Regions from separate parts of the Homo sapiens genome. Here region 2 is linked to region 1. A link is a loop called in an ENCODE intact Hi-C map of the cell type or tissue named here. Cell type or tissue: HCT116. All regions are shown on one strand. Each heading gives the region's core, and the rest is flanking DNA. Links, peaks and the distances in the headings are about the cores only. Region 1 has its middle 49 kb from the start of TIAM1-AS1. Region 2 overlaps TIAM1 (TIAM Rac1 associated GEF 1).

Region 1 (15,128 bases), core at 3,845-11,844:
AGGGTTAGTTTAACAAGGTTTGTTTGTACAGATTTCTCTTGGCCTCGACTCGCCATCTCTGTTGATAAGAAAGTTTCCTTCCTCCTGGTACAAGAAGGACATCTTTTGCATGGTTTTATTTCTGGCTTGCAGGAAGAAAAAGGAGGTCAGAGTGCCCTTCTTGCATCTGTTGTTTAAGTGTCTTTAATTCAAAACTTTCCTTAAGCCAAAGTGGCATATTTGGGTGTTTCATATTCTACCATGGTACCGGCATTCCTTGGCCTGTGACTGTATTGCTCCATCTCTGCCGCTGTGGTCACATAGCTTTTTCCTCTTCTGCGTGTGTTTTCTTCTCTTAGATCTACGTGGACTCTCCCTCTGCCTCCCTCTTTAGGGCCTGGGGATAACTTTGGGGACAGTTTTAGTCTTCCACAATGAGTAATCATAGTAATAGTATCATCCATTAATATTTTTATATTATAGGACCGTTTTAAAGTTTTAACAATTTATTTATTTACAGAGACGGGGTTTCGTCATGTTGCTCAGGCTGTCTTGAACTCCTGGCCTCAAGTGATTCTCCTGTTCTGGCCTCCTAAAGTGCTGGGATTACAGGCACGAGCCATGACCCTCAGTCTGTTTTAAAGCTCTTTACACAGATCTCCTGAGATCGTGTGATGGAGCAGGGAACACTTGTGTGGTCTGCCTTTAGAGTTGTAGCCTTAACCGCTGCACTGTGAGCCTTGAAGACCCTGACATAGTGCTTGGCAAAGAGAGAAGCCTAGAACATGTGAATTCATTGTATTCTTTTCTTTTCTTTTCTTTTTTTTTTTTTTTTTTGAGACAGAGTCTTGCTCTGTCGCCAAGGCTGGAGTGCACCGGCGTGATCTTGGCTCACTGCAACTTCCACCTCCTGTGTTCAAGTGATTCTCCTGCCTCAGCCTCCCAAGTAGGTGGACTACAGGCGCCCGCCACCACGCCCAGCTAATTTTTGTATTTTTAGTAGAGATGGGGTTTCACCATATTGGTCAGGCTGGTCTTCAACTCCTGACCTCGTGATCTGCCTCGGCCTCCCAAAGTGTTGGGATTACAGGTGTGAGCCACCGAGCCCAGCCTGAATTCATTATATTTCTAAGGATTTTGTGCTGTGCTGCCCTGTTATTCAATTTTATTCTGATTTTTATCTATCTTTTCTTCTCCTTCTTTTTTTTTTTTTTAGGGTAAGTCCAGTTGTGTGAGCACCAATAGTGTGTTGAGTTTTGCAGGGTGGAAGCTTGGAATCAGTGGCTCTAATGAGGCAAGAGGACGTTATACCAAATACTGTGGGTTAATTTCTCTTAGAGAATTCTCTTCCTTAGGGAGTGGTTCAACTCTGCTGTCCTGATGGAGCCAGTGAAGACTCCTTTTGAGACATAAACCAGTGTCATTCCCAACATTGCCCTAGTGTGTTTTATTTTTTAATTTTATTTATTGTTTTGAGACAGAGTCTCTCTTTGTCACCCAGACTGGAGTGCAGTGGCGAGATCTCAGCTCAGTGCAACCTCCACCTCCTGGGTTCAAACAATTCTCCTGCCTCAGCCTCACTAGTAGCTGGGATTACAGGCACATGCCACCACTCCCGGCTAATTTTTGTATTTTTAGTAGAGATGGGGTTTCACCATGTTGGCCAGGCTGGTCTTTAACTCCTGGCCTCAGGTGATCTGCCTGCCTTGGCCTCTCAGAGTGCTGGGATTACAGGTGTGAGCCACTGTGCCCAGCCCCTATTTTTTTTTTTTTTTTTTGAGATGGAGTCTCGCTGTATCTCCCATGCCGGAGTGTGGTGACGCCTTCTTGGCTCACTGCAACCTCCGCCTCCTGGGTTCAAGTGATTCTCCTACCTCAGCCTCCTGAGTAGCTGGGATTACAGGTGCACACCACCACACCCAGCTAATTTTTCTATTTTTAGTACAGATGGGGTTTTGCCATGTTGCCCAGGCTGGTCTCGAACTCCTGACCTCAGGTGATCCGCCTGCCTTGGCCTCTCAAAGTTCTGGGATTACAGGTGTGAGCCATGTGTCCAGTCCCTGGTGTGTTTTAGAATCTTACTGCAGACAATGGTCATGAACAGGAGCCACATATTAATTTTTCCCAAATCACTTGCTCCATGGAAATTCTGACCGAGTCTGGCTTTATTCTGCAGGATTTTATTCTGCAGGATTCCTGGGTGTTGCTGGCGCTGCATGTCTGAAGATGGTGGTGGAGGTTCAGCAGCCTGTAAAGTTGTCGATTTCACACTGCCCTTTCAAGTTTTAGAAGAGGTTATTTAGCTTAATTCAACAATTGGGTGTTTATAGGGTGCCTAGCTTGTGCCAGACTCTGAGGGACTTACAATGACAGAGTCCTAAGCTAAGTAGGGAGGAGGTAAAGTAGTGATTATGGCTGTTGAAGTGGGCAAAGCTTGAGTGGGCATCAACACCCCCGGAGGGCTTGTGAAAGCACAGGTTGCTGGTTCACCCCAAGCTTCTGTTTCAGTAGATCTGGGGCACAGTGCACAGATTTTGATATTGATGCCACTGGTCCAGGGACCACACTTTGAGGATTTCTGTGCAATAGGATGGAGGATAGAGTATCTAACTCAACCTAGAAGATGGTGAGATTTTCCTAGAGAGACAAAAGAAGAAGGGGCCCTCCAGGCACATGAGGGCTGCGTGGGGAGGGTGGGTCATGATTTTGGAGTTGGGGCCTGTGGGTCGATAGCGAAGAAAGGTAAAAGGTGGATAACAAAGGGTAGGACTGGTTTTTGGTCCAGGGCCAAACTTGGGTTTCTGCAAAAGTGTAGTCAAATCCACAATGTCCTTTGGCAAAAGAGTCACCGAACCAGGCAAGGCCCGTCTGCCTACTTCTGGGTCTGGCAGCTGTCGTGTGCCTGTGTAATAGACATAATGAGAGTTGGAAGCAAGAAATAAAGTGACTCTATCTTGCTTTCCATCTCTCCCAACTCCTAACATCGGCTTTCCGCTGGAACAAAGTCTGCTTTGTCCCGTGGTTCCACCCAGCTGCGGGCTGCAGGAGGCCTTTTTCTTGCAGAGAGAGGGCAGCGCAGCTGCATCAGCAGGGACCACACTCCAGACCTCCAGGCGTGCACTCTGCAGTTCAGAACGCTGGAGGTTTGGAGGACTGTGGTTGTATCAAAACTCAGATCAATATTTTTTTTTTGAGATAAGCGTCTCACTTTGTCACCCAGGCTGGAGAACAGCGGTGCAATCTTGGCTCACTGCAATCTCCACCTCCCAGGTTTAAGCGATTCTCGTGCCTCAGCCTGCTGAGTAGCTGGGTTTACAGGTGTGGTGCCTGCCACCACACCTGGCTATTTTTTTTTTTTTTTTGTATTTTTAGTAGAGATGGGGTTTTACCATCTTGGTCAGGCTGGTCTCAAACTCCTGACCCCAGGTGATCTGCCCATTTTGGCCTCCCAAAGTTCAAAAATCAATATGATTTTTTTAACTTTCCAGCTAGGAACTTAACATTTGTGGCAGCTGCTTTGCTGGCCCTGAGCAATTGGTGGCTAATCTTTAGAACCCTAGAAGGAAGAACCTAGAATTTGTAAATTCTCTCATTAAACGAGATTGGTTGGATAATTGCCTTTTTGGTCTTAAACGGTTTTTACTTTCTTTAATCTTGGGTTTGCATTATGTGTGGGGGCAAACATCTTTGATTCTACAAGTCAGGGAGTCTGTTCTTAATTTCACCTCTTAGATCATGAAATACAATTGAGGGTGGGATGAGGCAGGAGGATGGGGTCAGAGCCGCTTTTGAAATACAAGGGAATTTTCCTTCCAGAAATGTCCCTCTGTCGCAGGCCTTTGGGGGATGTGCCAGAACCTTATTATTATTATTTTTTTGAGATGGAGTTTCGCTCTTGTTGCTCAGGCTGGAGTGCGATGGCACCATCTCGGCTCACTACATCCTCTGCCTCCCAGGTTCAAGTGATTCTCCTGCCTGAGCCTCCGGAGTAGCTGGGATTACAGGCATATGCCACCATGCCCGGCTAATTTTGTATTTTTAGTAGAGATGGGGTTTCGCTATGTTGGCCAGGCTGGTCTTGAACTCCTGACCTCAGGTGATCCACCCGCCTCGGCTTCCCAAAGTGCTGGAATTACAGGCATGAGTCACTGCATCTGGCTCCAGAACCTTATTTTTACAAGTAGGTCTAGATTGACCCTAAAGAAAACAACTGAAGGGCATGGTATCTGTACAAGAGTTTCCATTAAAACAGATCCAGAAGTTAGCTCTTTCAATATAGGTATATTCTGGTTTCTAAGGAGCTAATTTTGACAGTCTGATTCTACTGCTAAAGAACATGGAAGGGATGATGACTGCTGAAAGGGTGAGAGCTTGTGGGTCACCCTCCTGAATGGCAGGGCTGTTTGTTTAAGAGTTTGCATTTCACAACATGGTAGCATTGAAACTCAAGAGGAAGTTCGCTTAATAGCGAACAGGGGCACCTGAGATAGTGAGAAAATTGATGAAGAAATCAATTAGAGCAGCACAGACTAGTGGACTGGAATCCCAGCTCTTAACTTTGGGCAGGTAGCTTCTCTGGGCCTCAGTTTCCCCACCTGTAAAATGGTGTCATATAGTTTACCTATTTCATAGGGTCATTGTGAGGATTAAATGAGTTAATATTTGTGAAGGGTTTAAAATAGTGTCTGGAACATGGTACGTGTATATGTATGGAACATATATATATGGCATGTGTGAAAATGTTTATTAAACAAAATAAATAGCATTGCTTTAGAAGTTAAGAATTATGTTAAAAAAGAGTAAATGTTAAACTTCACTGAATTTTTAGCATAGAGCAGTTAGCCCTCTGGAAGCCTGTTTCCTCATAGTCTTTAGTGTCCAGTCTCATATTGTTTATTTTAGAACATTATAGTTTTCCCTATGGTTAGAAAAGACTGTCTTTGGCTGGGTGCCGTGTGTCGTGCCTGTAATCACAGCACTTTGGGAGGCTGAGGTAGGAGGATCACTTGAGCTCAGGAGTCTGAGACCAGTCTGGGCAACATGGTGAAATCCCGTCTCTACCAAAAATACAAAACAAACAAACAAACAAACAAAAAAACACCTAACTAGGCATGGTGGCTTGCAACGGTTGTCCCAGCTACTTGGGAGTCTGAGGCGGGAGGATTGCTTGAGCCTGGGAGGTGGAGGTTGCGGTGAGCCAAGATCACGCCACTGCACTTTAGTCTGGGTGACAGAGTGAGACCCTGTCTCAAAAAAAAAAAAAAAAAAGAAAAGAAAAAAGAAAAAGACAGGACTGTCTTTGACTCTGGAAAAGAAAAGAAGGTCCCGGGAGTTTTCCTCAGAATTTAGTCCCTGGAGTTAAATATTCTGAAAAAATGAAGTAGGAAGGATTTTGCAGAGGGCTGTGTCCGTAGTTTTCAAACTGGGTCACAGGCCATTCATTGATTTATATAGTGCTGTTGTGACAACAGTAAAAATAAAATTGTGGCCAGATGAGATGGCTCATACCTGTAATTCCAGCACTTTGGGAGGCCGAGGCGGGTGGATGACTTGAGCCCAGGAGTTTGAGACCAGCCTGGGCAACACAGGGGAGGCCCCACCTCTACAAAAAGTGAAAAAAAATTAGCTGGGCATGGTGATATGTGCCTGTAGTCCCAGCTACTTGGGAGGCTGAGGTGGGAGGATCGCTTCAACCTAGGAGGTCAAGGCTGCAGTGAGCCAAGATTGTACCACTGTACTCCAGCCTGGGCAACAGAGTGAGACCCTATCTCAAAAAATAAAATAAACAAATAAAATAAATTGCAGTAGGATAAGGAAATTCAGTGCATCCCAGGCAGCTTAGGTAAATGTCTTGTCAACGTTTTTGTGTGTGACATACCCAGGAGTTTGCCACGGGCTGTGGTTTGCCACTTGACCCTAACCTGCCACTCTCCTTCGTGCCCATGGCTGAGATGGTGTCTCTCTTGTCTATTTCTGCCTGTCACTTCCAGCTGATTTTTCAAATAGATTCTCAAATTAAATTTTGTTGTTATAATATTTTTCCCTTGCCCTAGCAACGAGGTGTAAGTTTGGGACATTTTAATCATTTAGGAATGTTTCCTTTGTATTATTACATTTTCCCTTTCTGCAAAGTGCCTTCCTGGAACTTTGGTGAATTTTAAGGTTACACATGATCAGTCCAGGATCGGGGAGGCCCGACCCAGGATTCTTCGGGATTTCACATACAACTGAGAGAAGCATACGTCGGTGACATAACTCTTTGTCAGGACTTATCAAACCCATGCATAGCTTGGACTCGGTGCCAGGCATTGATTGCTGCGTAAGTATTGCCTCATGTGATTTTCCTAGCAGGATGAGCTAGATACTATTATTATCATGCCCTTTTTACAGATGAGGAAAACTGAGGCCCTGGGGGTGTGTCTTGGCCAAGGTCAGATGTCTGGTAAGGGACAGACCAAGGTTCTGAACCCAGGCAGTCTGGCCACAGAGTCCGCACTAAGAATTCCTCTGCTAGGCTGTATTGCAAGTCAATTATTGAATTTTATTAGAAGGAAATAGTGTTGACGGAGGCTTTCTATGTATGGCTAAGCGGCCTCAAGAGGTCTGAACCTTTAGTGCCCAGCCAACTGCTCACCCTGGTTTCCTAGGGCTGAGTGTCCTAGGGTTGCCCTAACAAAGTGCCACCAACAGGGTGACTTAGAACAACACAAGTTTATTCTCTCGTTGTTCTGCAGGGCACAAGCCCAGACTCAGGGTGCCCGCGGCATTGGTTCCTCCTGTGATGCTGTGTAGAATCCTTCTTTGCCTTTTCCTAACTTATGGTGCTTCCCAGCAACCTATGGCATTCTTTGACTTGTCTCTCTTCTGTTGCCACATGGCGTTGTCCTATGTGTCTCTGCTTTCAAATGGTTACCTTCACTGTGTGTATCTTTGTGTCTTTTTTCTTCTTGCAAAGACACCAGTCATAGGAACTCAGGGACCACCCTACTCCAATATGTCCTCATCTTAATGAATTACATCTGCAAGACATGATCATAAAAAGTAAACAGTTTTTTTTGTTTTTTTTTTTTTGAGATGGAGTTTCACTCTTGTAGCCCAGGCTGGAGTGTAGTGGCATGATCTCAACTCACTGCAACCTCCGCCTCCTGGGTTCAAGCAATTCTCCCGTCTCAGCCTCCTGAGTAGCTGGGATTACAGGTGCTTGTCACCACGCCCGGCTAATTTTTTGTATTTTTAGTAGAGACGAGGTTTCATCTTGTTGGCCAGACTGGTCTCAAACTCCTGACCTCAGGCAATCCATCCGCCTTGGCCTCCCAAAGTGCTGGGATTACAGGTGTGAGCCCAACAGTTTTCAAATGAGGTCTGTTATGGGCTGAAATGTGTTCCCCCAAAACTTCCTATGTTGAAACTTCATATGTTGAATCCCGAACCCTCATTACGCCAGAATGTGATTGTATTTGGAGACAGGACTTCTAAAGAGATGATGAAGTGCAAATGAGGTCCTTAGGGTGGGCTCTAATCCATCTGACCGTTGTCCTTATGAGTAGAGGAAATTTGGTCATAGAGGCACCAGGGATGTGCACGCACAGAGGAGAGGCTGTGTGAGGACACAGCGAGAAAGAAGGCAGCCATCTGCCAGCCGAGGAGAGGCCTCAGGAGAAACCACCCTGCTGGCCCTTTGGTCGCGGACTCCAGTCTCCAGAACTGTAAGATAATAAGTTGCTGTTGTTCAAACCACCTAGACTCTGGTATTTTGTTATGGCAAGCCTAGCAAACTGATGCAGTTACATTTACGGGTACCCCGGGTTAGGACTTCAGCATATCTTTTTGGGGGATGCACTTCAGAACCATAGCACCAGGCTTTGCTGTCAGGAGGTCCTTTGATGGCTGTGCCTCATAAAAGATGCTAGTTCTGGTCTGGGGTTGTGATTTTCATGTCTTTTCTGCCTGGGCACTAGTACCTCTGCCTGAGATAGATAAACACACTCTCGTGGTGGGGAGGGGCCCAGCGGTAATTGGCTGACTCATCCCTGAAGTTCTGCGGCTCTCCAGGCACGTGGAATTTACTGGTAGAAAGAACTGTCCTTCCAGGTAGGGGGCGCCCCTGAGAGAGAAACATGCAGCCCCGTCTTTGTTGCAAGGGAAGGGCCTCTGACTTTTATCCCTTTTAGAGATGATCTCTGTCTGACAGTGTAGACAAAGCACAGGGCATTGGAACTGTCTTAACTCCCTGCCTCTCTCTCCTCTCTGTGGGTCCTTGATGCCTGCAGGGGACTGAGAGAGGCGTGCCTCGGGAAGGAGATGAGGCATGAGACATGCTATGAAACGGCTGGTTATTTTTACTTCCTGCCTGGGTGTGGGTGTTTGTGTTGACAGTGGCGGAGGAGGTGCAGTGATGAGTGCTGGAACAGTTGGGTGCCCGAGGAGCGGGTGGGAAGTGGCGCCTGTGCCAGGCAGGTGACTTGGTGCTCACATGGCCCTTGAGTGGGTCCTGGGGGCTTTGCAGGACTCCAGGAGAGCTGGGTTTGCACCTCTGCCGGGGGATGTCTGCTTCCTTTTTCCATGTCATATTCAGGAGGCTTCCCCATGCCATGCCTGATCCATCCAACAGGGTGAGACACTCCCAGCTGTAGTAGTGGTTCCCTAAATGGGTGAGTCTCCCTGGGGTGACCTCCCAGTCTCAGCAGGTAGGGTTTGTCGGGTAGTCCTGAAGAACCGTTGTGCAGGGTGCCCTCCATACCCCATAATCTCCACCACGGAGGCACGCAGATACTCCAAATGTATTCAAACATAGATCTCATGGAAAATCAGTGGCCTGCTCTATGACCCAGCTTTAAGACTCATTCCCTCCAGGGGGTCTCACCTCTTGCTGGCTTCTCTAGACATGGGGGTGGAGGCATTTTTGTTCATGACAAGGCATGGGGGAGGGGCAGGTGAGTTCGTAGCACAGCCCAGTTTGCTAAATGTCCTGCAGCAAGTCATATCTTAATACCAATAGTGTGCGCATAGGTCTCCCATGGGGGTGATCAGGAACTGCCCTGTGGGCTAGCTTGAAAAAGACTCCGTGGGAACCTTAGGACCACTTCAACGCTAGGATCTCGGATATAGTCTAAGGGCACACTCACCCTACAGAGTCAGAAGCTGAGACCCAGGTCCACAGGCCAGGATCGAAAGTTGGTTAGAAATTTCAAGATGAGTCTGGGCGCGGTGGTTTATGCCTGTAATCCTAGCACTTTGGGAAGCAGAGGCGGGCAGATCACCTGAGGTCAGGAGTTTGAGACCAGCCTGGCAACATGGAGAAACCCCATCTCTACTGAAAATACAAAATTAGCTGGGTGTGGTGGTGGCTTATGCCTGTAATCCCAGCTACTTAGGAGGCTGAGGCAGGAGAATCGCTTGAACCCGGGAGGCGGAGGTTGCAGTGAGCCGAGATTGTGCCATTGCACTCCATCCTGGGCAACAAGAGCCAAATTCTGTCTCAAAAAAAAAAAAAAAAAAGAAATTTCAATATGAAAACCTAGTTCTTTATTTCTCTATCTCTCTCCTCCCCACTCCAAGGAAAGGTAGAAAAGAATCCAACCTAGGACTACGTTCCACCCTGTAGGGTTTCCTAGGGCTGTGCTAACAGAGTACCATGGAGGGGAAGCGTCAAGCAATGCAAATGTAGTCTCCCACAGTTCAGGAGGCTCGAAGTCCACGACTGAGGTGTGAGCAGGGCCACGTTCACTCTGAAGGCTCTAAGGAAGAACCTGTCCTTCCCTCTTCCAGCTTCTGGTGGCTTCCTCAGTGTGCAGCTGCGTCCTTCCTGTCCCTGTCTGTGTCTTCCATGTCCTCCTTCCCCATGTCTGTCTGTGTCCAAGTCTCCCTCTTTTTATTAGGACATTGGTCATTAGAATAGGGCCCACCTTAAGCCAGTATGACTTCATCTTAACTTGATTATGTCTACGAAGACCCTATTTCCAGTTGGGTCACAGTCACAGGTTCTGGGAGGTAGGACAGGTAGGACTTCAGCATATCTTTTAAGGCACTCAATTCAACCCACAGCACACACCCACCCCTGGGCTACCACCCTAAAACACCTTCCCATAATATGATTGATGGCAGAGTTACTGCTGCCTGCGTCAGTTTCACTGTTGTCTGTCTGCTCCAGATAGCTGCCTGTGATCTGATTCCTGTCTGTCCCTCCTGCTAGACTGTGAGTCCCAAGAGGACGGGGACCATGACTTTAGGTCATGATTGATCGTATCCCAGGTACATAGCCCAAGGCCTACCATATAATTGGTGCTGAATAAACATTAGTTGAATAAAAAAGAAAACATATTTTGCTATTAGTTGTAGTTATGGAGAAGTGTGATATAATTTTAAAAGGGACCAGACATGGTCCCTTTTACAGGCTCACACCTGTAATCCCAGCACTTTGAGAGGCTGAGGTGGGCAGATCACTTGAGGTCAGGAGTTCAAGACCAGCCTGGCCAACATGGTGAAACCCCATCTCTACTAAGAATACAAAAAAATTAGCGGGGCATGGTGGCAGGTGCCTGTAATCCCAGCTACTCAGGAGGCTGAGGCAAGAGAATTGCTTGAACCCAGGAGGCAGAGGTTTCATGAGCTGAGATCCTTGCACTGCACTCCATCCTGGGCGACAGAGAAAGACTCTGTCTCAAAAAAAAAAAAAAAAAAAAAAAAAAAAAAAAAAAAAAAAAAAATTAAAAAGGTGCATGCACCTCAAAAAATTAAAAATAGAATTACCATATGATCTAGCAATTTCACTTCTGGGTCTCTACCCAAAAGAATTGAAAGCAGACACTTAGAGAGATATTTGCATACCCACGCACATAACAGCATTATTCACAATAGCCAAAAGAGGAAGCAACCCAAGTGTCTGTTGATTGAGTGGGTCAACAAAATGTGTATACGTACAGTGGAATATGATTTAGCCTTAAGAAGGGAGTTTTTTGTTTGTTTGTTTGAGACAGGGTCTCCCTCTGTCGCCCAGGCTGGAGTATAGTGGCACGATCTCGGCTCACTGCAACCTCTGCCTCCCGGTTAAAGTGATTCTCCTGCCTCAACCACCCAGGTAGCTAGGATTACAGGCTTGCGCCACCATGCCTGGCTAAGTTCTGTATTTTTAATAGAGATGGGGTTTCACCATGTTGCCCAGGCTGGTCTTGAACTCCTGACCTTGAGTGATTCAACTGCCTCAGCCTCCCAAAGTGCTGGGATTACAGGCATGAGCCACTGTGCCTGGCCAAAAAGGAAGGAAATTCTGACACATGCTACAACATGGATGAATCTTGAAGACATTACGTTAAGTAAAATTAGCCAGACACAGAAAGAGAAATACTATGTGATTCCACTTGTATGAGGGACCTAGAGTAGTGAAATTCAAGGGAGTTTGTGTTGGACGGGTATAGACTTTCAGTTTAGCAAGATGGAAAGAGTTCGGAAGATGGATGTTGGTGATAGTTGCACAATAATGTGAATGTACTTAATAACACTGAACTGTACACTTAAGAAGGGTTAAGATGATAGATGTTATGGTATATGTATTTCTTATACCTTAAAAAAAGATATGGAAGGGAGGAAAAAGATGCAGATGCATATGTGTGTGTGTGTGTGTGTGTACGTGTGTGAGAGTGCGTGAGTTTAGAGAGAGTGCTATTAGGGATGGGAAGAGAGATGGAAATGGGGAGGGAGCCTGTGTAGGTGGCTGATTTCCTGCTGTGAAGAGGAGTCGTGCTGGGCAGAAAACTATGAGGGCAGCCATCAGTGCCTGGGTTGTAATCAGAGCTTTGTCTCCAGCAAGCTGTGGGACCTTGAGCAAGTTGGTCGTTTCCTGTTGTGCGCATCAGCCTTTTTTTTTTTTTTTTTTTTTGAGGCAGAGTCTCACCGTGTCGCCCAGGCTGGAGTGCAGTGGCCCAAGATCTTGGCTCAGTGCAACCTCCGCCTCCTGGGTTCAAGCATTTTTCCTGCCTCAGCCTCCCAAGTAGCTGGGACTACAGGCACCCGCCACCACGTCCGGCTAATTTTTGTAATTTTAGTAGAGACGGGGTTTCATTCACTGTGTTGGCCATGCTCGTCTCGAACTCCCGACCTCAGGTGATCCGCCCGCTTCAGCCTCCCAAACTGCTAGGATTACAAAAAAAATCTGATGCCGTGCCCGGCCTGGCATCAGCTTTTAAAATGAGCTGGAATAGTAACCTTTGATGATCTTTCCATCTAAGAAAACTTCAGAGGCTTTAAACATCTAAGACGGTAATGCTGATCCACTGATTTTTTCCCCCACAATTCTCTGCAATGTCTACACTCAATGAGTGCTCTTCCAATTCCATGGGCTCCAGAGTGTGCTGGTTGAAGTAGTTATCTTAGTCATCTTTTTGGTCAAGAATTCCCTGTGTTTGTGAATGACACCAGTGAGCTTGGCTTAAGAAGAATACATTTACTTTTTTTTTTCTTGATCTCTCTTTGCTCTTTGTTTATCCAGTTTCCAGGTCTTCTAGTTTTAAAATTTCCTTGACCTTTCATATCTTTTAACATTTATACTTCTTGGTCTTAGAATCTAATTATTCATGCTGATGATAATATCTCCTGTAGAGAGCTAAGCTTTTTTGCATGAGTTATATCATTGAATCCTATGTCAACACTGTGAGGTGGATTCACGATCTCTATCTTGTAGGTGAGGAAACTGAGGGTTAAGTAGCTTGCTTGGCCTTGTGGTCGCCCGGCCAATCAGTGGCTGAGTTGTGATTGAATCTGGTTTGTTCTTAGCTACACACCATGGGATGCTGCTTTAGGCCCATGGGGTCCTCACTCATTCTGTGTCCTAAGTCCCTTTATGACAGGGATTGTATCTTTTTATTTTTGGTGTTTCTGAGGTCTCCAGTGCGGGACTGTCAGAGGCTAATAACAAATTTGTTGAAGGTACTTGCTAATTTCTTTAAAAGTGGTCATTTCTGTCTTGCAGTATCAGGGCAGGAGTATCTATTATGTGGAGGAGACCATAGCTGTCAAGTTCTTAGCTTCTGGGAGAAGGGTCAGGTTTCTCTAGAAGTTTTTTCTTTTTTTTAGTAACAGTGGTTATTAGCAAGCATGAGATCCTGAAAAAATGCAGGCCGATGAATACTACTTTAACATCCAAAGAAGAAAGGGATGACTTGGGATCTGAACGTAGAAAAAACCAAACTGAGTTCTGCATTTCCCCCTCCACTGCAGAAGTCATCAGCCCCTGGTGCAGTCAGAGACATTGACCTGGAGAACTACCCTTGGTTCCACTGGGTTGAGCTAACTGGGAAGTAGGAGCTTTACCAGCTTTGGAAGTTTTCATGTTTTAGTCTTTTCAGATCTAACAGAGGAGCGACCTAGATCCCAGCTCCCCATATTGCTTCTGCTTCTTACAGTGGCATTCTTGAACTTGGAGGAGGGGTGCATTGCCCTCAAGGTGGCTTCTGAAATTGCCAGGTAGCGAACTTGTTGTACCTTCTTTTTGACATAGTGGCAGCCCATCCTTGAAAAGTATCGGGGAATGAATTACCCCAAAGGGTTGGATTCCTCACTTCTCAGCGGCCATGCCCCCTCTTCTGGATGCACCCTTGCATCTCTGTGAAGATTAAATCAGATCTCCCTTTTACCTGCAAAGGCAACCCCTCTCAGGCTGTTGTTCATTGTAGGCCTGGGTTGCCTTGTAACACATATGCCAGCAAGCAGGAACCTGTCAGTCCTCAGCAAGTCAAGACAGACAGCATGCCAGCCCTTTGCACGCCCATGCTTAACTTGGAGAGCGCTCATGCTTCATCTGGAAGATTCAGGCTCTTGTTCACTGTAAGGTTGGGCAGGGATTGGCAGGAGGGACAGTTACTCTTTTATCCCTTTGTGAATGATACCATATAAGCATTAGAGATCTGCTCTGGGAAAGTGGATGGGCTGATCCCAACTCTTCCATTGGAATACCTAGGATAGTTAGTCTATCAAATCGTGCTTAGAATTTTGGACGTGGAAGGGGTCATAGTCTGGTCCTCACTTTTTTTTTTTAAACATAAATTAACCTATTTATTTTAGGCTAGTGATGTCTCAAATGGTGGTGTTTCTCCTGGTCTTTCAACCTCTCCAGTCTTCTGAGGGCGGACTTTACTGTGATGATGAAGAGGTATTGTGGGTCCTGACACTGTCAGCCACTGTTTTCATGCAGGATGCACAGTGCTGGATCCCTACAGCCTGCCGTTTTGGTTTTGTCAGAGAAAAAGCAAGTGTATTTTGGAGTGCTGATTTCAGGTCCCTCCCCTCCCCTCCCCTCCCCTCCTCTCTTTCTCTTTCTCTCTTCTTTCCCTCCTTCCCTCCCTTCCTTCCTTCCTTCTTTCCTTCCTTTCTCTTTCTCTTTTTTTCTCTTTCTCTTTCTCTCTTTCCCTCCCTCCCTCCCTCCCTTCCTCCCTCCCTTCCTTCCTTCCTTCTTTCCTTCCTCTCTCTTTCTCCTCTTCTCTTCTCTTCTTTTTCTTTTCTTTCCTCAGTTTACTCTGTTGGCCAGGCTGGAGTGCAGTGGCACAATCTCGGCTCACTGCAACCTCCACCTCCCGGGTTCAAGTGATTCTTGTGCCTCAGCCTCCTGAGTAGCTGGGATTACGGGCACGCACCACCACACCTGGCTATTTTTTTTATTTTTAGTAGAGACGGGGTTTTGCTGTGTTGGCCAAGCTGGTCTTGAACTCCTGATCTCAAACGACCCACCCGCCGCAGCCTCCCAAAGTGCTGGGATTACAGGCGTGAACCACCGCACCCAGCCTTCTTCACCATTTTCCTAAGGGAGACACAATAGCGGATTATGGACAATTTTGACCTTGGTACATTTAGCCATGTCACTGCAACATACATCAGAGCCCAGGGTGTGGCTCTCACAGCAGGCGTGAGCCACTGCGCCCATCCTTTTTTTTCCTCTATTTTTGATTTGGCCCCTGCCAAGTCAATTTCATCATCCTAACTCAAGTAAGAGCTTGGAATGTGAGGGTGCCTTGCTTGACTGATTGGCTTTCTTTAAACTTCCTTTGCTCTCCCTTTGATGAGATGCTCCTAAGCAGAGAAATGGCTGGCAACCAAAATTGGAGAGTACAGCCACCTGGATTAGCAATCCTTGAATCATTAGGATCTGATTGTAAAGGGAA
Region 2 (15,128 bases), core at 3,172-11,171, 310 kb after region 1:
ATGGCATCTGTGTCTGGCACAGCAGGCTGCAAACTATCATATTACTCAGGAGAGGAGAAAGGTTGGGGTTCCCAAGAATCACTGATAGAAAACTTTATCCTTCTGCTATGTGTTCAGAGTGAACTCATTTCCACTTTCTGGAAATGTGCTTTTACAAGAATGCAGGTTGCCTGTCCTGCATGTACATATTTATTTAAAATGCTAAACCACTGCTGCCTCACCTTCCACATCTACATAGCTTTTACCTGCAGCTGCAGACACTCCTGAAGACTGCATTTATGTTGTATTAGTTTCTGTATTCTCACTACTGCACATGGTGTCTGGCGTATCTAAGAGTTCGTTAAGTGTAACTGAATATATATTACTGGAATGGTTATTGGAATGCTGTTAGTTTGGCTTTAAAAATATTATTTTGAGGGTGGGGTAAGTAGAAAGAGTACTGAACCAGTTAAAATTAACTTTATTTATTTTGAAATAATTCTCACCTGCAGAGCTTTGAATGTGAAGAGGTTTTATATTTATTTTGTGAAAAATGTCCAATTTGTATAAAAGTAGGGAACAATGTAATAAATTCTCATGTATCTATCACCTAGCATCTGTAATGATCAAATTAAGTTTTATCGATTTACTCACTCCCACCCCCAACTCTTATTTGTTTTGGAAGCAAATTCCAGACATTATATCATTTCTATCTATTAGCGCTTTAGGATGTACCCCTAAAAGATAAGGATGCTTAAAAAAATCACTTGGTTTAAACATTTTCTCTCTAGCAATATATTTTCATGTTGCTGTGTAACTTTTGGAGAGCATTTTCTTTTTTTCCCTGTATCCTCTTGACTGTCTACTGAGAATGATTTATAAAACCATGTTGGTATTATTACTTATTCCTCAAAATTAATTCAAAGATTACTTTTTAGACAGGAAGAAAAAATCTATTGTTCCATCCTGGACTAAAGGGTCCTTGAAAATTTCAATTTTAGAATTGTTTTCTTTGAGCGAGTCATTCAGTGTGTTTCCATAGTTGGACACACGCCTATTAGCACTGCCCCTGGAGGGAGTCTCACTTGGGGAGTATATAAATAAGATTGAAGTCCAAAAGCCTTGTCTTCACACTGACTCGCTTGCAAATGAACTGTTAACAACTGTCCCACTGTCCCTATGTGGTTAAAAAAACAACTTTGCCTGGGCACAGCTTTTTTCTCTCATTGTAAATACAGTATTTTCTTACCTTTCTTGTTACCCTTTTCTTTAATCACCTATCTATGAAGTTATATTTAAGAACCTTTTTGATCTGCTGTGTTGTGTTGAAAATTTTACCAGTGTTAGAGAGCACAATGAATCAAATAAGGAGGCGTGGAGATGTGAGTCAGTTGTTTCCATTGAATCCTAAGATACCCTTGGAATGTTACCAGTGTGTTCAATGAAAGTTATTTTAAAACTTTGCATTTACGATGTAAACTTTTTAAGAAGTATAGAAACTTTATACCCCCATTCAGCATCAAATTTCTATTGGGCCGGGAGCAGTGGCCCACGCCTGTAATCCCAGCACTTTGGGAGGCCAAGGCGGGTGAATCACCTGAGGTCAGGAGTTCGAGACCAGCCTGGCCAACATAGTGAAACCCCATCTCCACTAAAAACACAAAAATCAGCTGGGCGTGGTGGTGGGCGCCTGTAATCCCAGCTACTCAGGAAGCTGAGGCAGGAGAATCACTTGAACCCAGGAGGCGAAGGTTGCAGTGAGCCGAGATTGCGCCATTGCACTCCAGGCTGGGCAACAAGAGTGAAACTCCATCTCAAAACAACAACAACAACAACAACAAACTCTATTGGTCATAGGAATACATCGTATGTTGGTGGAGAACTAATTGTGCCTATTTACTATTGAACAGACATTTTCTTTCTTTCTTTCTTTTTTGTCCCAGACACATCAACTGGATCATTCTGCTCATTACCTGCGCCTGAAATTTCTAATAGAAAACAAAATGCAGCTCTATGTTCCACAGCCCGAGGAAGACATCTATGAGCTGGTAATGTTATGACTGTTGTCCAAGCACACTTTATGGGAGATTATCTTCAAATTATGAGTGTTCTCGTGTTAATTGTAGTTGGTGGAGTGGAACGAGTTCAAAAATAAATGAGCTTCATTCATAGCCCTTAAGTTGGTGGAGATGGCCCTACTTAGCTCAGTATTCCAGAGTGGAATGATCACCTTTGTTTACGCACGAAGCAGTGCAGTGCTATCATGACAAATCAAAATCTAGAGCTATCTCTTAGATAGAACTTTAGTCATTATTATAATACTAGCTTTCCTTGCATTGGCAATCTTTTATTTTATTGTATTTTAGTATTTTTATTTTGTTGTTTAGAGACAGGATCTCACTCTGTCACCGAGGCTGGATGGAGTACAGTGGTGTGATCATAGCTCACCTCAACCTTGAACTACTGGGCTTAAGTGGTCCTCCTGTGCCAGCCTCCTGAGTAACTGGAACCACAGGCACGCAGCTCCATGGCTGACGAACTTTTATTTTTTAATTTTTTTTTTTTTTGTAGAGACAGGATCCTGCTTTGTTGCCCAGGCTGGTCTTGAACTCCTGGGCTCAAGTGATCCTCCCACCTCAGTCTCCCAAAGTGCTGGAATTACAGGCGTGAGCCACTGCGCACGGCCAGTCTTTTATTTTAATTGGTGACTTAAAAATCAGCTGGTTGTTGTTACAGAAAACAGTGCTAATTCTAATTTTGTGTGACATCCGTAGCCATGTTGAAACTGCTGGATCAAATCTTGTTGGGTGAAAAAAGCTGCCATCTATGTCCTAGTCTTTTGGAACTGTATTTATATAGCTTCTCGGGGACATTTACATATATTTGAGTTTGAACATACTTATGGGACTGGGGTTCTGAATCAGACCTGCTTACTAATCATATGGAACTAGCCAAGAAAAAAAAATGAAATGCTAATACTTAATTTCTAGGATTTTACAAAGATTAGAGATAATATGCTTACTTGGTAAATTACAATGGTTGTTATTGCAGTAAGCCCAGTGACAAGCTCTTTGCTCTTTAGCAAAGTGGTGCGTTTGTCAGTTCCAGGAAAGAAACATTTTGGGAGCAAGGCGCCTCTATTTTGGAGTTCCTGTGCTCTCTCTGTTCTTAGTCATTCCTCTGGGGGCTCTGACTGCTTGCCATGGATGTGTGAATAACAGTGACTTCAGAGAGGGTTTCACCACAGAAAGCGGAACTGAACATTTAAACCCAAGTATTATTCTCTTTTTGGAAAAGGGAAGCATGATTTAAAAATGAGTAGGAAATTGTGTTTTTAGTCAACTTTATTGAGGTATACTTTACATTTAAGGAAACTCTTGCCAACTTTAAGGACACAATCCAATGAGTTTTGACAAATGTATACAGTCTTGTTTCCACTGCTGTGATCATGCTTTGGAACATTTCTGTTATCTGAAAAGTTACCTTGTGCCCCTTTAAGGGCTTTTAAGGAAATGTAAGAGAGCGTGTGCTTTTGTAACACTTATAGCACGTTATGCAATAGAAGATTATCAAAATAATGAGCCCTTTTCCAACTATCACTTAAATCAGTAACTGTTCTGTGTTCAGTACATTTAACAGAGAGGGCTGATGTATTCTTTTTCTGGCCTGGGGAAAAGGCCAGTCTTGGTGCTGCTGTATGAGTAAAGGAAAGAAAACCCTTTTTTCTTACTTAAAAAAGGGAAGTGCTTTCCTGCTAACACTAGAAGAGTTATTAGATTATATATTTTGCATCTTGGGGTTAATGAGTATTTTGCATCCTGAATTATAGGGATCATGCCTAACCAGGTTCCATGTTCCTCATATTTTTCACATAAGAGGTATAGGTACTTCAGACATAGTTTTTGAAATTGTATGGACTCATTATTTTTAAGCCTTGCCCATTGTGTGGTCTCTTTAGTCTGTTTGGATCTACAATTTTTGTATGCAGATAGCTATATATGTATTTTAAAAGAATCTTAAGTACAGGGAGACCATGGTATTATTTCTTGGCCTGTTGCAGAAGGTCTCCAGCCCATAGATCTGTAAGGATGCAAATGCCACAGTCTTGCAAAACCTCTGTTTCAACCAAGGTTCTTAATTATTTTGTCCTTTGGATACTTTTGGTAGCCTGGTGGAGCCTCCAGACCCCTTCTCAGAATGATATTTTCAATCGCGTAAAATAGAATACATAGGCTTACCTGTGCCCTAAATATATTGAAATAGTTCTCAAAAATATTTTTTGAATTATTGGTAATATATGTTCTTATTTATTAGCTTATTAAATTATAAGGCTTAATAGGTAGACATAGACCTAATAGCTAGACCATTAAATTACAAGACCTAGCAGTAGATCTAATAGCTACCACTGTTCTGAGGTAACGATGAGCATAAATAATATTTTGAGACACTAGCAGCAGCTAAAACATGATATGAAAATAACTGTGATTTCCATTCGTGACGGAGTCACAGGCACTGCTACTATTACTATGTTTGTTGCCTACATTCATTTAGGATAAAAGGAAATGCTGATTTTCAGTTTAAGGTTTGTAAATATAAAGATATCACTTTTTTTTTTTTCTGTGATGAAGTTTTGTTCTGTTGCCCAGTCTGGAGTGCAGTGGCGCGATCTTGGCTCACTGCAACCTCTGCCTCCTTGGTTCAAGCAATTCTCCTGCCTCAGCCTCCCAAGTAGCTGGGAATAGAGTTGCCCACCACCACACCCAGCTATCATCTAGCAAATATTTATTTAGCATTTGTATGCCTGGCACTACTCTAGCTGTTCTAGGCACTGGGGATACACCAAAACAATTCTGCTTCTGGTGGAACCTGTATTCAAGTTTGCAGAAACAAGTAAAAATACATGTGAATGTGTAATATGTCAGGGAATGTTCAAAGCCTGGAGAGACAAGAAGTTGGGGCAAGTAGAGAGAGGGAGATGGCACATCTGCAGTGGGTCTTGTTGCTATTTTATTTTATTTATTTTTTGTGTGTTTTTTTTTTTTTTTAATGTGATGTTCGAACAGGGTGAGTGAGTGAAGAGAGGGAGTGGAATCATAGAGGTATTTTGCAGACAAGTGTTCTAGGCTGGCCAGGCATGGTGGCTCACGCCTGTAATCCCAGCACTTTGGGAGGCTGAGCAGGTGGATCCCCTGAGGTCAGGAGTTCGAGACCAGCTTGGCCAACATGCTGAAACTCCATCTCTACTAAAAATACAAAAATTAACCAGGCATGGTGGCACACGCCTATGGTTCCAGCTATTCAGGAAGCTGAGGCAGGAGAATTGCTTGAACCCGGGAGGCGGAGGTTACAGGGAGCCAATATCGTGCCACTGCACTCCAGCCTGGGTGGCAAAGCCAGATTCTGTCTCAAAAAAAAAAAAAAAATGTTCTAGGCTGAGAGAACAAAGCTGGCTAAGGCCTGGGCAGGGGGAGGGTGGCCATGGTGGAGGTGGCTTACCTGGTGTTTGAGGAGGATTGGCGGAGAGGGCACGAAAGAGGGGATGCAGGAGATGGTGGGGGGGAGGGAAAAAGGATAGGCCATGTAGAGCCTAAGTGCCATAGGAAACCCCAGAGAGAAAGGGCATTGTCGGCTTTGAAAGGCTCACTATGGCAGATGAGTGGGCCCATAGGGCATGAGAAGATGAGCAGCCAGGGCCCATAGAAGGCTGTAGAGAGTCATCGTCAGGCAAGAGCGTGACGGTGGCTCAGACCAAGCCACCCAAAGGAGACAGAGAAAGAAATGATCCTGATTTTGTGAGAACTCAAGAGCCCTAGGTAAGCAATTTTTTTCTTAAAATCTGGTGATCTTCTCATCCAGTTTTTGAAAACAGGGAAAGTTGCAACATTATTGATTTAATAAAAGAAAGGGAAGATGTGAGCTATTTCATCATTAAGTGCATTTATGTATAAAACTACTGAATTTCCAGATTTCTAGTTCCAGATATCGTGGTTGCATTGAAAATATATTTTAAAGTACAAACGCTTCTTGAGATATAGTTTTAGTTTTGTTCACTAAACCTGGCTTTAGTCCAACCAGCCTAAGGATGTTGTGGCCAGCGGGCCTGTCTTATGATACTGAGTTGTTGTCTGAGACCAGCAAAAGACACAGTGATATTCACACTAATTTCAAAGAAAACTAGGAAGTAGTATTATGAAAATATAGGAAAGATTATGCACAAAGCTCTAGTCCCACTAGATCCTGTGGAAATGATTAAAACAAACAGTTATATACTGCCACCTGGAGGAAGGGTTTGGCTCTTAAAGTTTTAAAAAATAAAAGTAAGGCTCCTGATAAGTTGAAGTGAACGTAGTTGATAACATTTCCTTGAGCATTTTGTGGTGTTAGGTTATACATTGTAAACCTTATTGAATTTAGTATTTAGAGTTTTGGTGGCTATTTTCTGAATGAAAAAGTAGTATAACTGATTTCTTCTCATTTGTAAATGTATCAGTATGAAACATTTCTAAAGTATAACACTGAAACCACATTCAGTCATGCCCTTGACACGTTGCATTTGGTGGAAATTGCATTAAATTGAGGTGTTTAAAAGGATCCAAGCTGTCCTGTCCACGTTCCTATCCCCCACACTCCTTGGCATTCTATTATAGCAAACGCTTTCTCAGGCTCCTGAGTCACAAGTATTATGCTGACCTTTCAAATGCCCCAAGCAAATAAAGAGAAGAAACTGGCCACTCTTTTCTACCTGCCTGAATAAAATCGTTTCTGGACGAATGGCTGTGTGGTCAGGGATACGGGCAAGTTTAGATAATCATCAAGACTTCTCTTTAGTGCTAACGGCCACGTTTTTTGTTATTGACCTTGGCTCAAAATTGGTTTTCATTTTAAGATAGAGTAATAATTTTAAAAATCTATATGAGCATTTGACACATCTATTTGTTTGTGAGTTTTTATTATAAATTTTGGATTTGAACCTTTGACTGACCTAAGAGGGTAGGTTCCCTTTGCGTTCATACCCTGTGTTCCAGTGAAGGCTGATCTGGGAGGCATCGTAGTGTAGTGGAAAGAATGCGGCTCTAGAGCCAGTGAGACCTGGGTTCATAATCCCAGCTGTGTATGAACTGGTCTTCTGAATTTAGGAAAGTACTTTCTCTTTAGGCTCTTGCCTTTATTTGTAAAATGGACATCACGCTTGTCTCATGGAGTTAGCGTGAGAGGCGTGACACATGGTCAGAACTCTGTAAGTTATTGTCTTGATGATAGATCTTGACATAAGAAAACGAAATATCCGGCTGGGCGCGGTGGCTCACGCCTGTAATCCCAGCACTTTGGGAGGCTGAGGCGGGCGGATCACGAGGTCAGGAGATCGAGACTATGGTGAAACCCTGTCTCTACTAAAAATACAAAAAAAAAAAAAAAGCCGGGCGCGGTGGCGGGCGCCTGTAGTCCCAGCTACTCGGTAGGCTGAGGCAGGACAATGGCGTGAACCTGGGAGGCGGAACTTGCAGTGAGCCGAGATCACACCGCTGCACTCCAGCCTGGGCGACAGAGCGAGACTCCGTCTCAAAAAAAAAAAAAAGAAAAAAGAAAATGAAATATTGATTAATTTAAACAACATTTATGATGTGTGAACTCTGCATCATTCTTATCTTGACTTTGTACAAAGCTCTTTTTCCAGCCTTTTTTGTTTAAAAAATTTTTTAAATAATTTTAACTCTTATTTTAGATTCAAGGGGCACATGTGCAGGTTTGTTACCTGAGTATATCGCATGATGCTGAGGTTTAGGGTACTGTTGATCCTGTCACCTAGGTAGTAAGCCTAGTGCCCAGCAGTTAGTCTCACAACCCTTGTCCTCCTCCTGCCTTCCCCCTCTGGTAGTCCCCAGTATCTATTGTTGCCATTTTTATGTCCATGAGTACTCATTGTTTAGCCCCTAGTTGTAAGTGAGAAGGTATTTGGTTTTCTGTTCCTGTGTTAATTCACGTAGGATAATGGCTTCCAGCTGCATCCATGTTGCTGTAAAGAACATGATTTTGTTCTTTTTCATGGCTACATAGTATTCTGTGGTATACATGTACCACATTTTCTTTATCCAATCCACCCTGGATGGGCATATAGATTGATTCCACATCTTTGCTATTGTGAATAGTGCTGCAATGAACATACAGTGCACGTGTCTTTTTGGTAGAATGATTTATTTTCTTTTGGATGTATACCAAGTAATGGGATTGCTGCGTCAAGCGGTAGTTCTAAGTTCTTTGAGAAGTCTCCAAACTGCTTTCCACAGTGGCTGAACTAATTTACATTCCCAACAACAGTGTATAAGTGTTTCCTTCTCAGCCGGGCATGGTGGCTCATGCCTGTAATTCCTGCACTTTGGGAGGCTGAGGTGGGCGGATCATTTGAGGTCAGAGTTTGAGACCAGCCTGTCCAACATGGCAAAACCCCATCTCCACTAAAAATACAAAAAAAAAAAAAATTAGCCAGATGTGGTAGCAAACGCCTGTAATCCCAGCTACTCAGGAGGCTGAGGCAGGAGAATTGCTTGAACCTGGGAGATGGAGGCTGCAGTGAGCCGAGATCGCGCCACTGCACTCCAGCCTGGGCAACAGAGCAACACTCCGTGTGAAAAAAAAAAAAAAGAAAAAAGAAAAGAAAAGCATTCCCTTCTCTCTGCAGCCTCACCAACATTTGTTGTTTTTTGACTTTTTAGTAATAGCCATTCTGATTGGTGTGAGATGGTATCTCATTGTGGTTTTGGTTTACATTTCTCTGATAATTAGCGATGTGTACATTTTTTCATATATTTATTGGCCACATATATGTCTTATCTTGAGAAGTGCCCGTTCATGTCTTTTGCCCATTTTTTGATGAGATTATTCACTTTTTGCTGATTTAAGTTCCTTATAGTTTCTGGATATTACAGCTTTGTCAGATGCACAGTTTGGAAATATTTTCTCCCATACTGTAGATTGTCTGTTTATTGACAGTTTCTTTTTCTGTGCAGAAGCTCTTTAGTTTAATTAGGTCCCACTTTTCCATTTTCATTTTTGTTGCAGTTGCTTTTGAGGACTTAGTCATAAGTTATTTCCTTTCTTGGGCTTTTAGAAGGCTGATTAATTTGTGTACTTCAGTTTTCTAGCTAATTTCGATACAGTTCAGTGGCTAAAAAAAAGAATATCCTCCTTTACGTAATTTGTTTTCTGTTTCAATGCTATCATTTGTCTCTACTTATTTGTACTATGATGAACTTTTTGAATGGAAGCATAGAGATTTATCTTATTTCCATGAATTCCATACCAAGATCTTTATAACCTCTTCTTGATTTTAATAAACTTTTTCTCCCCACAACTAGAGATCTCCATTACTTTAGCATTATTTTTCAGGTCTGTGATAGACATTGGGTAGGAATAGACAGACAGAGTGATGTGGAGGAATTACTTAGAAACCAAACTGTGGCTATGTTTGAGGACGACAGCTGGAAGTTTTTACTTTTACTTTTTACTTTTAATGAGTTTCGTTTAATGATAAGATTGTGAAGTGCAAATTCACGTAAGTATCAATTGTGAAAAAATAGATTTATGAAATGATGACCATTTTTAAAAGTTAGTTATAATGAAATTCTAATTAGATTCCCCTTTGTAACTTTCAGCTGTACAAAGAAATTGAAATCTGTCCAAAAGTCACTCAGAGCATCCACATTGAGAAGTCAGATACAGCTGCTGATACTTACGGTAAGTTTATTTTTCTTTGTTTGTGTTTTAAGGTAAAGTATTTCTTATGTAAGCATGCATTTATTTACAGTTCAACAAAATGCCTTTGAGTCCTATCTAAAACAGATAGTATATCTGGCTCCTGCTCTGTGGAGGGCAGCCACACTAGGGAATAACAGGGATATTTACTCTGGGTACGATGTAGACTTTGGTGTTAAATTTCATAACTTTAATTACTGGGATTCTACTGTCCTAAAAAGGAAGTGGGTAGCTTATTTTATATGTCAAAAGATAAAATTACAACAAGTTTAGTTATAAATCTGACTGGCTTTTATTTGTGATTCATGCATGGGATAGCCTCCATTCTACAAAATAGAATGAGAGCTCCCTCTGGGCAGTGGCAGAACAGTGATGTTTGTAAGTTGGCGACAAGGAAACAGAACAGTGGAAGAAGAAAACTGATTGTTTAACTTAGCTTACTTCAGGTTACTTTTTTGTAAGGGTTAAAGCAGAGGGGACCTACTTATTTTGTTGACTCAGGTAGACCGGAATCTCATGTTTTCAGGAAAAACTGGTCTGTTTGGGGATCTACTTGCTTCCTGAAAGTTTTAGTTTGATTATGTGGCATCCAGCATGAGTGATTCCATTTTTATTTGATCTGGCCTTTCGGGCATAATGCAGGAACTCAGTTCACAACAATGACCTCCCATAATTTTTGTTTAACATATACTATGATGTACCTTAGTAATGTAGGAATTATTCTTTTACACCCCCTCCCGAAAACTATAAATTTTGAGAAATCTCAAAATAAGTAAGCCATTATCCTACATTATCCTCCCTTCCCATACAAATAATGTTAAAGGAACTATTTTGGTGGTGTGTAGGGGGGTCCCCAAGACCATCCCTAGGTTTGCTGATTCACTAGGAAGACCCACAGAGCTCAGCCTCTGGTCATACTCACAACTATGATTTTTTTAATAGCAAATTATACTGAAGCGGCTTCGTTGTCTTGGGTAAATACCCACGGTTCGTTGTCTCATGCCAAGGGAATCGAGGATGCGGACACACAAGAAGTGGGTTTAGGAGTAGAGGTTTAACAGGCAAAAAAAAAGAGAAAGGAGAATAGCTCTCTCTCCTGCAGAGAGAGAGGGGTGCCCGAGTGGGTCTTCCGGCCAGCGGCGGAATGCACTGGATTTGTATAGCCAGGCTTGAGGAGGCGGTGTCTGATTTACATAAGGCCCACAGATTGTTTGGACCAGGTGTGAGGTCTACACAGCACGCATGGAAGCTGGCTGCCCTATCCTAATCTTTATTATGCAAATGGAGTCTTTGCCTGGCGGGGGCCATGTTCACTGCTTCTTACTGTACGCATGGCTGACAAAGAGAAGAGAGGATGGAGCCGCCATTTTGAACATGCTTAGTCCCAGCTAGCTTTTCCCGATTCACACTGCCGGCACTCACCGGTGTAAGCTTCCAGCTTGCTTGTCTGTGTGTGCAGCTTGATTTTACAGGCTGCTTTTTGTTACAAAAAAAAATTATTTGGGGGTTGCTTTTCATTAAAAGGAAAATGTTACTGAGGATTTTCTTCTCCTCGCTCTCTGCCTAAATCATTTCATCTTAACTCCTGTATCAACACAAAGCAAAATCAGCAAAGGGAAAAGGCGCATGGAGTGAAGTCTAGGGGAAACCAGGTGTGAGCTTCAGCGGGCCCTGTTTCAGTGGAGTCACGTAGAATGAGGATAACTCCTGCAGCACCAAGTTGTGAGGACACCTGAGAAATGCTCTCTCCTAGGGAAGGTGGTTAGAGAGTCAGTGCCCAGGGCTTTTCTGGGGAGGCTGGTTCCCTAGGCACCCTCTGCCTAGCATGCACCAAAATTCCAGACTCCCAGGAGGAAAGTAGGCGTTCACCATAAATCCCATTGTTTGTACCACAGTTTAGGCACTGTGAGCCACTCAGGGTGTTGGGAACCCTCCCAAAATCCAAGTTCTCAGGATACCAGCCAAGGTTCAAATTTGTAAGCGGGCCTTTCGAAGAATAGCAGTCATGCCTGCTGTGTTAACGCTTTCCTATGCGGTTGTCTACATTCTGGCGGAGTTAAATATATATTCCTTTCCATATGTTTAAGACCAGTCTTCTTTACTTAGCATTACACTGTATGGCTTGAATAGTAACAGAGTTGGTGCCTGAGTAAATTAAGTGAGGAAAATCCATGCTGTGCTGTATCAGTCAGGAGTGGCGAGGTTAGCTGAGGTAACAGACAGCCACCAAAGCCCGGTGGCTCGAAACAGTGACATTTATTTCTCACATTCACCACGCGTCCCTTGTGGGTTGGCTGGGACTCCATACGTTGTCCTCATTCCACACCCAGGTCTGGAGCAGCTGCCACCTGGGACAGTGCTTGTCACTCTGCAGAGGGGGAAGGGGAGATGGGAAAGCAGGTGTTGTCCCACTCCCAATTCATTGGCCAAAGCAAGTCACACAGCCATACCTACCTACGAGGGAGCACTGAAGTGTGATTCTACTGTTTGGTAGAAGGAGAACAAAGTTCCCGGTGGAAAGACATAAAGACTACCTCATATGCTCGCTTAAGATTTCTCTCTGAATCAAGTTATTAAGCTGTCTTTTTTTTTTTTAAGACACAGTTTCCCTCTGTCGCCCAGGCTGAAGTGCAGTGGCGCGATCTCAGCTCACTCCAACCTCTGCCTCCCAGGTTCAAGTGATTCTCCTGCTTCCCAAGTAGCTGGGATTACAGGCGTGTGCCACCATGCCTGGCTAATTTTTGTACTTTTAGAAGAGACGGGTTTCACCGTGTTGGCCAGGGTGGTCTTGAACTCCTGACCTCAACTGATCCACCCACCTCGGCCTCCCAAAGTGCTGGGATTACAGGCATGAGCCACTGTGCCTGGCCCAGGTTATTAAGCTTTTTAGCATTTGAAAATCTTTAAAACTCTTTTCTGAGCACTGGGATATTACATTCCTTCTGCACCTTCCCCTGTAGGCCACCAGTCTTCATCTCGGAATACTCAATAGAGGATTTGGGCCTAATGAAGAGAATCCAGTTTTGAACCCTGGCCACTTGCGTTATAACTTTATGCTGTTTATTTCTTGACCTTAAAACTAAAGACATAATAAAGCCAGGAGAATGTTTCTCATGGCAAGGAATAAATGTTTATGAGCGGCTTATTATGCAGCAAAAAGCCGACCTCAGTAATTAGAGCTGTAATTGGTAGCAGTGAAGTGCCTGGATCCTCCAAAATTAGATGCTCCATAATGATTATTCTTTTTCTCTTCAGTTTACTTAATTTTTGTTGAGTAAGGATAAACTAGCAAAGATCAAGTTCAGAAGGCTGAATTTCAAAGCTCTTGGACTCTGCTTCTAAGATTGAGTGATTCAGGGACTCAGAAATTGGAACTGGGCATGAAACTGCTACCGTTTGTATACATTTTAATACTTTTTGTTAAAGTCACTGAATTACTCACAGAACCCATTTACTTTTACCCCCTGAGGAGGGTATGACAGGGCACCAGGCGTCAGTCTTGAGAGTGTTACAAACAGTGCTTCCCAACTCATCCGATGTAAAGAAGCAGGTATTTTGTTTTGTTTTAATTTCCACTCTTTTGTGACCACTGCTGCTTTTGTGAAATACAAAATCCCATGCTTGGAGGTTGTGGCAATGTCAAAGCTACAAGAGGTTCTCAATGCTTAGTCTTGATTTCTGTCCTGACATTACTGCCATTAGCAAACAGTTGGCACCTGTTCCCTGACTTCACTTTGAAAAGCCCTGCCACAGGCTGGACACAGAGGGTCACACCTGTAATCCCAGCATTTTGGGAGGCCGAGGTGGGCAGATCATGAGGTCAAGAGATTGAGACCATCCTGGCCAACATGGTGAAACCCCATCTCTACTAAAGATAAAAAAATTAGACGGGCTTGGTGACACACACCTGTAGTCCCAGGTACTCGGGAGGCAGGAGAATCACTTGAACCTGGGAGGCAGAGGTTGCAGTGAGCTGAGATTGTGCCACTGCACTCCCGCCTGGTGACAGAGTGAGACTCTGTCTCAAAGAAAAAAAAAAGAAAAGAAAAGCCTGCCACTCATGGCTAATAAGCTCAGTTAAATCATTTCTTCTCCGTGCTCGGGTTGGTTTTGGCATTTGATGTTCCAGCAGCGTATTGATTGAAGAGGTGAAACATTCCCCCAGTCCTCAGAGATCTGATTGCCTCTGGATTAAAAGCTACCGCAGAGTCGAAATTCAGCCCATCTGTATCTAATATTAACACCTAGCTAAGTGGCTTCTGGTTAGATACTGAGTTCAGTACAAGTAAAAGCTGCCGGCACAAACACAGAAACACCTCACAATACAGATCATATGCTGCTTTCTATTTTAGAACACTTTAGGGAGGAGAATATAATTTAATAATCCAACTGACTGAACACACTTAAAGCGGGAACATTTACTTAATTTCTCTCTCTTGCCTCTCTCTCCATCTCAGCCCTCAGCTCACTCCCACACTTTACTGTTGAAATTAGTTCACATATCCAGTTACATGATACTTAGACTAAGCATGAGACCCTCGGCTGCCTTGAAGTAGAAGGATGCGTCATTTCAGCAACTTAATGTTCCTTTTCTCTGGGTACTTCTAGTACTATTATATTTTTTAGTCGTGTGTTCTCCTCATGTTATAGGTGCCTGTGCTTGTTATCTGAATTTTCATTGTATCCTGGACTCTAGTTTTGAGTAATTCTCTATTGTTTATCATGTTATGGTTTTTCTAGGTTGAGGAATCTTTTGGTGGTTCATCTCATGAGTTTGTTCTTAGTTTCTTTTTTGAGACAGGGTCTTACTCTGTCGCCCAGGCTGGAATGCAGTGGTGGGATCATGACTCCCTGCAGCCTCAACCTCCTAGACTCAAGCCATCCTTCCCACCTCAGCCTCCCAAGTAGCTGGGACTACAAGGCACGTGCCACCATGCCCAGCTAATTTTTTAAAAAAAATTTTGTAGAGACAGGGTCTCACTGTGTTGCCAGGGCTGGTCTCAAACTCCTGGGCTCATGCTTTCCTCCCGCCTCAGCCTTCCAAGAGTGCTGGGATTATAGGCATGAGCCACCACGCCCGACCTTAGTTTCATCACTTAATTTTAAGCACTTCCTTCGTTCTCCTGATCATTATTCCAGTTGCCACTCATGATCCCTTCCTGTATTTGAAGCTAACAGCCTTCCAGTTGGTGGATACATAGGTTTATATTGAATAATTTCCCTCTGCCCCCTGTTGGCAATCATTTTGGACGATATTAGAGTTGTCTGCTGAGAGTTAGAACATTGCTGTCCTATTTAAAAGAAATAGATCTGACTTTGCTGATTAACTGTTAAAATCATTATGTTCTTCATTCAGTTCCACATAATCCAGCTGTAGGATATTTCATAATTTTCTTTAT

The links. Hi-C counts contacts between places; a loop is a spot of excess contacts. Peaks named below come from ENCODE experiments on the same cell type or tissue, not always from the same donor. Only the 100,000 strongest peaks of a DNase experiment are listed, where the experiment ranks them.
Region 2: a loop joins it to region 1, with 7 times the contacts of the local background. A loop is called at or near these places in 8 of 110 quality-filtered maps.

What each region holds. Positions count from the first base shown.
Region 1 is chr21:31,502,737-31,517,864 of GRCh38, reverse strand. It overlaps a transcript of TIAM1 not described here. Among named protein-coding and RNA genes, the nearest start is that of TIAM1-AS1, 49 kb to the left of the region's middle. RefSeq lists a silencer at 8,005-8,064. In HCT116, for the core only: CTCF peaks have their summits at 8,080 and 8,714; a DNase peak (open chromatin) is centred at 8,044; H3K4me3 peaks cover 882 bases; H3K27ac peaks cover 2,150 bases.
Region 2 is chr21:31,189,807-31,204,934 of GRCh38, reverse strand. TIAM1 (TIAM Rac1 associated GEF 1) reads left to right here. Exons shown (of 28, transcript NM_001353694.2): 12 at 1,923-2,027; 13 at 9,630-9,711. Among named protein-coding and RNA genes, the nearest start is that of TIAM1, 150 kb to the left of the region's middle. In HCT116, for the core only: CTCF peaks have their summits at 6,064 and 6,264 (motif pointing left); a DNase peak (open chromatin) is centred at 6,254.